Regions from separate parts of the Homo sapiens genome. Here region 1 is linked to region 2. Evidence: chromatin contacts called from ENCODE Hi-C or POLR2A ChIA-PET data. All regions are on one chromosome and are shown on one strand. The core of a region is the stretch at or near the end of the contact, and the rest is flanking DNA. Distances in the headings are between cores, read along the strand shown. Region 1 overlaps NOS3 (nitric oxide synthase 3). Region 2 overlaps GIMAP8 (GTPase, IMAP family member 8).

Region 1 (4,033 bases), core at 1,464-3,963, 530 kb after region 2:
TGCTGCGGGGGTGAGGAAGTCTAGACCTGCTGCGGGGGTGAGGACAGCTGAGCGGAGCTTCCCTGGGCGGTGCTGTCAGTAGCAGGAGCAGCCTCCTGGAAAAGCCCTGGCTGCTGCTTCTCCCCCAAGAGAGAAGGCTTCTCCCGCCAGGCCAGTCCAGTGCAGCCCCTCACCCACACCCACTGCTACCCCAGTTCCCCTGCTTCGGCCCGCACCCTCCCTCACACCCCAGCCCACAGACTCGGGGCTGGCCTTAGTTACTGGAACGCCTGTGACCACAGCACTAAGAGAAGCAAGCTGCCCCATGGGGGACTTGGTCCCATGGCCTTGGCCTCCTTCACCATCACTGGCCGCCAAAGAGTTTGAAATAAAGCCACGTGCCCAGTGAATCCCAAAGGAACCTCAACTAAAATAAAAACAATCCTATCTGACACTTGCCTGACCCTCTAAGTCATTCAAAGCTTTAGCTCAACTTCGATCCATCTGAGCTGCCATAGTGGACCCCACTCAGAGCTGCGTCCCTCCCTTGACCCCAGGTTGGTCCCTGCCACTCCCCTGCCCCTGTCACTGACACATGTTTCCTCCTCCCTCAGGCAGGAGTGGGACCTCCCAGCCTCCTCCTGGGGCCTCCACTCAGAATGTCAGGATGAGCAGGGTCCTAGGAGGCCTCTGGTGCAGCCTTCCCTTCCCACCATCCATGTGCTCAAAGAGAATCACCCGTCCTTTCTTGAATGCCATGGATCATGGGGGATTTGCTGCCCACACTCCTAGGCGGCCTCTTAGACATCCGTTGGTGCCTAACCCAAGCATCAGTTTGGCAGAGGCCGAGTCCCTCCTCTGTACTGGATACCAAGTCAGCTTCCATAGGGATGGGGAGACACCTGGCCCAGGGAGGAGATGAGAAGCAGCCCGGATGGTGCTACATATGTCAGAGAGCAGGGCAGGAAGGGATCAGTGTGGCTGCCAATGGTCAGGAGGGCGCCATGGAGTGAACCATGGCCCCTGCCTCCTCACCAGCAGCTCCTCTGGAGCTGATACTCAAGACCCCCCGTCTCTCTCCTCACCCTCCTCTCCCGCTGCCTCGGCTGGCTCAGGTGTTCGATGCCCGGGACTGCAGGTCTGCACAGGAAATGTTCACCTACATCTGCAACCACATCAAGTATGCCACCAACCGGGGCAACCTTCGGTGAGTGCCCCCCACCATGCCAGGCCCCAGCCTTCTTCCCCAAGGCAGGGAAGGCGGGGCTCTGACCAGCTCTTTCCCCATGCGTGCCAGCTCGGCCATCACAGTGTTCCCGCAGCGCTGCCCTGGCCGAGGAGACTTCCGAATCTGGAACAGCCAGCTGGTGCGCTACGCGGGCTACCGGCAGCAGGATGGCTCTGTGCGGGGGGACCCAGCCAACGTGGAGATCACCGAGGTGGGCACCGAGGGCCACCCATGAGGGTGTCCCCAAGGTGGAGAATGAGGAAACCAGTGGGAGAAGGCTCGGGGGATCCAGGCAGGAAGAGGGGAGCCTCGGTGAGATAAAGGATGAAAAACACCAAAGGAGGGGTGCCTGGGTGGTCACGGAGACCCAGCCAATGAGGGACCCTGGAGATGAAGGCAGGAGACAGTGGATGGAGGGGTCCCTGAGGAGGGCATGAGGCTCAGCCCCAGAACCCCCTCTGGCCCACTCCCCACAGCTCTGCATTCAGCACGGCTGGACCCCAGGAAACGGTCGCTTCGACGTGCTGCCCCTGCTGCTGCAGGCCCCAGATGATCCCCCAGAACTCTTCCTTCTGCCCCCCGAGCTGGTCCTTGAGGTGCCCCTGGAGCACCCCACGTGAGCACCAAAGGGATTGACTGGGTGGGATGGAGGGGGCCATCCCTGAGCCTCTCAAGAAGGGCCTGCAAGGGGGTGCTGATCCCACACCCCAACACCCCCAGGCTGGAGTGGTTTGCAGCCCTGGGCCTGCGCTGGTACGCCCTCCCGGCAGTGTCCAACATGCTGCTGGAAATTGGGGGCCTGGAGTTCCCCGCAGCCCCCTTCAGTGGCTGGTACATGAGCACTGAGATCGGCACGAGGAACCTGTGTGACCCTCACCGCTACAACATCCTGGAGGTGAGGTGCGGGATGGGGCTCGGGCACCGAATGCACCTGTCCAAGGCAGGAGTCTGGCTCTCACTCCATCCCCAAAATGCCAGCCACGGGGACAATCAGAGCAGGTCCAGGGTTGCCTCCTAAATGGGAACTGAGGACAAGCTCTAGAACCACTGAAGCAAAGGGGTAGGGGGTGGCAGGGGTGTGTGTGGGGGTGTGAGTGGGTGAGTGTGAGAGTGTGGGTTTCTGGGGTGTGCAGTGGGTGAGAGTGTGGGCTTGTGGGGTGTGTAGTGGGTGTGAGACTGTGGGTTTGTAGGGGTGGGTGAGTGTGGGTGTGTGGGGGTAGGTGGGTGTGGGTTTGTGGGTGTGTATAGGCAGTGACTGTGAGACTGTGGGTTTGTGGGGGTAGGTGACTGTGGGTTTGTGGGGTGTGTAGGGGTGAGTGTGTGTGGGTTTGTAGGGGTAGGCGAGTGTGGGTTTGTGGGGTGTGTAGGGGTGAGTGTGTGTGAGTTTGTAGGGGTAGGCGAGTGTGGGTTTGTGGGGTGTGTAGGGGTGAGTGTGTGTGAGTTTGTAGGGGTAGGTGAGTGTGGGTTTGTGGGGTGTGTAGGGGGTGTGTGTGGGCTTGTAGGGGTAGGCGAGTGTGGGTTTGTGGGGTGTGTAGGGGCGAGTGTGAGAGTGTAGGTATGTGGGTGTGAGTGTGGATGTGTGTAGGCGGTGAGTGTGAAATTGTGGGTTTGTGGGGGTGGGTGGGTGTGAGTGTGTGGGTTTGTGGGTGGGTGTGGGTGTGAGTGGGTGGGTGAGGGGGGCATGGGGATGGGTGTGAACATGTAGTTGTTCTTTCAGGCATAGGACCCATAGCTCTAGAGCTTTCATCAGATTCTCAAAGGGGACCTTGACTCGGCAAAGGTTAAGACCCATTTTAGAGATGAGAAATTAAAGCCTGGAGCTGAGGAGCGACTGGCCCAAAGTCCCTCTCTGCTCTGAGGTGCCTTCGCAGGCAAAAACCTGAACCAGCCCCCTAGGCAGCCAGGCCTCCCAATGGACACCACTCACCTCACTCCTTCCAGCCATGTACGGGAAACAGAGATAGTCTCCCCACCCCACCCCCGTGATCACCTCTGTCCCTACCGATGCCACACACCCTTCTGCCCCAGGATGTGGCTGTCTGCATGGACCTGGATACCCGGACCACCTCGTCCCTGTGGAAAGACAAGGCAGCAGTGGAAATCAACGTGGCCGTGCTGCACAGTTACCAGGTGCAGAGGCCCAGACTGGCCAGGAAGGCAAAGGGTTTGCATACGGGGGCAGCAGGGGCGGGGGATGGAGGAGAGGCAGCCATTTAGAAACTAGGGCAGGATTTGGACAGGCAGAAGAAGTTCCGTAGTCCCAGTGCCATGGCGCACACTGGCCTGCGGTTCGGGGACAGGGCAGGTACTATTCCAGGCGCTGTCATCTGGTGGCTTACTGTGTGCCAGGGACCTTGCTGTTTACTGCATGCCCAGTCATGCTGATTCTCAGGGCATATTGGGTATTGCAGTTTGTGGGACCCGCTGGATCCTGGAAACAAATACCAGGATCAAGGGCACACCAGGAGTCGTAGTTTGAGGAAGCCGGGGCCTGCTGAGAATTTCTGTGGGCTATTTGGTTTGGGGACCAGGCATGCAGATGCTGGAGATTAGAGCTGCTTGTTGCATGTTGAACCTGCAGCATGACCATGCATGATGTGGTTTGGGGTGAGGGTGACATTGTGGTTTGAGGGGACACAGGGTGTGTTAGATATGGGGTAATCGAGGGCACATGTGGTTTGGGGTGACCGGAGTGGTGGAGGAAGAATGGGCGAGGTCTGTGGGTCTGGTTTGAGCCTCTCCCCCTCTCTCTCCCTTCCAGCTAGCCAAAGTCACCATCGTGGACCACCACGCCGCCACGGCCTCTTTCATGAAGCACCTGGAGAA
Region 2 (4,477 bases), core at 1,095-3,594:
CTATGTTATTCTTACTTAATGAAAATATATTTTACAAGAGAAGTTATTGCCAGATGATGCAAATGTATGTGTGTATGAGGAAATTATGGGCTGAACATGGTGGCTCATGTCTGTAATCCTAACACTTTGTGAGGCCAAAGCCAGAGGATTGCTTGAGGCCAGGAGTTTGAGACCCACCTGGGCAACATAGAGAGACCCCATCTCTACAAAAGATTTTAAAAAATTAGTTGGGCATGGTGGTGTGTGCCTGTAGTTCTAGATAATCTGGAGGTCGAGGCAGGAGATGACTTGAGCCCAGAAGGTTGAGGATGTAGTGAGCTGTGGTCCCACCACTGCACAACAACCTGGGCAACAGAGAGAGACCTTGTCTCTAAAACAGAAAAAAAAGAAAAGAAATTATAGGCATATTTTAACAATTTATGTTAAATGTGCTATTTATGTATGATGGAGCCACAGATGGAGCCAGATTGTTTTCTTTAAAATTTTCTAAATATACCAAATTCTTTAGAATAAACACTAAACTTCATAATCAGAAAAATATAAAGAATGAAGAGGTTATGGCACAGAGTGATCAGATAATGAGTGTAAGCACATTGTGAATTGGCAGCTAAGGGATCTTTGCCCTCTGCTGGAGCAGTTTTGATGGAGTGGTACCAATCTGTCCCAGTGACTGACTCCTCCCTGGACTCCCACAACATTGTCCTCATGTGTGTCACATTCTTATCTGCTTGCTGCATCTATGCCTTTTATTTGTTGTTGTTCAGTCTTTTCATACAAGTGACAAAAAGGATGCTGGAGCAGGCTTGGTGAGAACAGGAAGGGAACCCATCAAGGGGCAGAGACACTAGAAAGGGTGTGAAATAACATGAATAACTTTCTGACTTCACCATGGACCATGGAGGGGTGGCCATCCAAGAGGGTGCTGTACGAAGCTTTCATAGGGAGAGCCACTCTCTTGTAGATCTGCATAGGTAAACCTTCCCAGGTGAGGGCATCATGGCCAGCTTTGCAGTCTTGGAAACTAAGTTTTTAAAGAGAGGAACACAGGATCCCTGGTGTAACCCTGTGTGGGAATCACAGCTACTTGCTGATGTACCCTAAAGGGAAAACCTGTGATTATGGTAGAGGGGAGTTTTTTTCCTCGCAGCGACAGTTTTGCCATGAATTTCCAGGCCTCACTTGATTTCAGGTCAGGGTCTCTTGGGCAATCCAGAAGAAATTGTACAAGGCAGGATGACTGAACAGGTACAGCAAATCAGCTCAAAACATATGTCAAACAAGGTGGGGCCTGAATAAATAAATACAGATGAGTAGTTCACTTGGCTGGAGCATACAGTGTGTTGAGGAGAGTGGCTACAAGTAGAGCTGACTCTGTGGGCTGGAAACAGATTGCAAAGAGCTTGGCACATTAGCTCAAGAGTTTTGGGTTTGACTTGCCTGGCAGGTGGAAGCCTTTGCAGGGAGAATATTAAATCCAAGCAGCACTATCTATATACTGAAATCGTACCACTTTGCATTTAGGTAATATGTGGAAACTTGCAAGGTACTTTCTCATTTGTCATCTCATTTGAGTTTTATAAAAATATCCTTGAAGTAGGTAATACCGCTTCTATCTTATGGATTAGGACACTGAGACTCAGAATGGTTAAGTGGCCTCTACAGATCTCAGCTAATGCGTGCAGAGCAGAAGGTGAACCAGGTCAGAGTCCAAGACCATGGTCATACCCACCACATCATGCTTCTCTGTTAACTTCACCTGGCACTGGGTGCATCACGAGTCCCACAAATGAAGTTTTCTAGTTTGTCTTCTGTGATATTATTTTCAGAGTATCATGTATACCATATATTATATTTGCTTGTATGCTCTAGACATTTCATTGCATTTTATAGGGCAATGCTTCCCAAACTTGGCTACTCATTAGAATTACTGTGACATTTGATGAATACAGATTTCTAGGATCTTTCCTTTGAGATTCTGATTTAATAGGTGTAGGTTGGGTCCCAGAGATCTGTATTTTTTAAACATCTGACCATTACTATTAATTATGAGATTTCCTTCAACTTTGAAACATGCTTATTTAGTATGGTTTCTAACATATCTGACTTCTTGTGGTTCCTAATGGTAAAAAAAAAAAAAATTTAAGGAACTAAAAGAGATCTCTAGGTTTGTCTCAGAGATGAGGGAACAGGAAGATCCTGGGAAAGTGTTTCTTGTTCTAATCTAGTCTGGGTCTAGAACTTCAGTAGCTCAAATTCATTGGCGGCAATTTGAGTCAAAAAGAGAATGTCTTTTCTTGCTGTTTTCCTGTCCACTCTGTGTGGGAGTTGAACATTAATGTGTTGTTTTCTGTCCCAACAGAACAAGCGGGAGCCTGTGTCAGGAAAGCATGTCAGAGCAGAGCTGCCAGATGTCCGAACTGCGGCTCCTCCTCCTGGGAAAATGCCGCTCGGGAAAAAGTGCCACAGGAAATGCCATTCTGGGCAAACATGTGTTCAAGTCCAAGTTCAGTGATCAGACAGTGATCAAAATGTGCCAGAGAGAGAGTTGGGTCCTGAGAGAAAGGAAGGTTGTGGTAATTGACACCCCTGACCTTTTCTCCTCAATAGCTTGTGCTGAAGACAAGCAACGCAACATCCAACACTGCTTGGAGCTCTCTGCTCCCAGCCTCCATGCTCTGCTCTTGGTAATTGCCATCGGCCATTTCACAAGGGAGGATGAGGAAACAGCCAAGGGCATCCAACAAGTGTTTGGAGCTGAAGCCAGGAGGCACATCATTATTGTCTTCACTCGGAAGGATGATTTGGGGGATGACTTGCTGCAAGATTTCATTGAAAAAAACAAACCTCTCAAGCAGTTGGTTCAAGACTATGAGGGCCGATACTGCATTTTCAACAACAAGACCAATAGTAAGGATGAGCAGATCACCCAGGTGTTGGAGCTCCTTCGCAAGGTTGAGTCTTTGGTGAATACGAACGGAGGACCCTATCATGTGAACTTCAAAACTGAAGGCAGCAGGTTTCAAGTAAGAATTTTGTTAATATCTTGAAAGATCTCTATGTTGCTGAACTAGTGGGATGAAAGTGGGTATAAATAAATGAAATATTGCATTGTGTGATGGAACATGGGTTTTGTTTAATAAGATATTTATATATAATTTGCAGGAATAAGAGGTATCAGATTTTAGGGTACTTTAATTATCAGCCTAAGGACTTTAGGCTTTATTAGCAAATTAATGGACAAATTTAAGCCTTTATCTTACTTGGTCCCTCATATTCTTCAACACACAATGATTTGTTTGACTCTCTCTTCCCCTGACTTCAATATAATTGCCCTCTCCTTGTTCATTTGTTTTATTTTTCCCTCTTTTTCTGGCTATTCCAAAGATCGCTGAGTCCTTCTCTAATCTCTGACGTCTAAAAATGAACATCCTCAGGGCTTGGTTCTGGCCTTCCTCAATTCTTTGTACTCTCTTCTCAGATGATCCCACACTTTTATGGCATTGAGCTTCATCTACTACTAACGGTTTTCAAATGAGTAGTAACTCTAGTCCAAATCTGTCCTCTGAGTTCTGCCTCCTTTACACAATTGCTGCTTGGGGTCTCCACTTGTCTCTCTTATACTTTCTCACACTTAATATGTCCAAATTTTTGATTTTCTCTTTTAAATCTATAAGACTTCTCCTTCATGCTTCAGAAAAGGGCTGTGCTGTTCACCATGCTCTTTGTACCCACACCCCAGTGTCAGCTCTGCTACCCTGGTAGCTCCCCTTGGAGAGCCAAGAAATCATCAGGTCTTGCGGGATCAATATACCCAGAATCCACCTGCTTCTCTCCATCCCACTCCCACCACCTGGTCCAAGCCTACATCGTTTCTTGCCTAACCTATTTTAACGTAATGATTTTCTCCTCATGTATTCTTGGGCTGTATCCCACAACCCATCTCACACATTACAGCCAGGGTGAGATTTTATTTAAGCTTTTGATGTGAAAGGAAAATGTATTTGTAACTAAGGAAGATACAAAAATGCAGTCTTTTGCCTTAGAGGTGCTTACACTTTAACTGGAGTGGCTGATGCATAAGAAACAAAGCACTCCTGGCTGAGTGTGAGGGGGATGCTAGCACAGAGGATTTGGCAAGGGGAAGCCCCAGAGGGTGTACAGCAGGCACACACTGAGCCTGATGCGTAACATCAGTTACGCATGTCCGTACTATGGAATAAATTCTATCTACTTAAAGAATGATGTAGTTCTATCTATATTGACTCCTACAGATGTACAGAATGCATTATTAAGCAGATTGTAGAACATATAACTTAATAAGTCTCCATATGTTCATGTATGCTTGTATGTATTTGTATGAACATAGAAAAAGTTAGAAGGATATATACCAGTTAACAACTGTTACTTTCTGGTCAGAGAGAGACTGCTCAGAGGGAAGAGTAATAAGCCCAAGCAGCATGGAAATAAGAGAGAAATC

The links. A loop is a pair of places that touch in the nucleus more often than their neighbours do. ChIA-PET counts read pairs that join two places held with the same protein, here RNA polymerase II (POLR2A). Pooled maps may share reads with other maps.
Region 1: a map of mesothelial cell of epicardium shows a loop between it and region 2 (30-fold over the local background). The contact joins two enhancer-like sites. A Hi-C loop is called at or near these places in 2 of 168 maps with a recorded cell type or tissue (endothelial cell of umbilical vein and mesothelial cell of epicardium), 1 of 37 single-sample maps with no recorded cell type and 4 of 50 pooled maps. POLR2A ChIA-PET finds 5 or more read pairs at or near these places in 1 of 52 experiments (activated CD4-positive, alpha-beta T cell).

The regions. Positions count from the first base shown.
Region 1 is chr7:150,997,263-151,001,295 of GRCh38, forward strand. NOS3 (nitric oxide synthase 3) reads left to right here. Exons shown (of 27, transcript NM_000603.5): 6 at 1,095-1,186; 7 at 1,277-1,418; 8 at 1,684-1,823; 9 at 1,928-2,102; 10 at 3,236-3,337; 11 at 3,969-4,033. Among named protein-coding and RNA genes, the nearest start is that of NOS3, 8.3 kb to the left of the region's middle. RefSeq lists a silencer at 2,964-3,126 and an enhancer at 3,980-4,033. Within about 2 kb of position 2,714, at least 3 of the 41 ENCODE cell types and tissues checked have a DNase peak (open chromatin) inside an H3K27ac peak, as active enhancers do.
Region 2 is chr7:150,464,312-150,468,788 of GRCh38, forward strand. GIMAP8 (GTPase, IMAP family member 8) reads left to right here. Exons shown (of 5, transcript NM_175571.4): 2 at 2,360-3,023. The coding sequence starts at 2,388. Among named protein-coding and RNA genes, the nearest start is that of GIMAP8, 16 kb to the left of the region's middle. Within about 2 kb of position 2,345, at least 3 of the 41 ENCODE cell types and tissues checked have a DNase peak (open chromatin) inside an H3K27ac peak, as active enhancers do.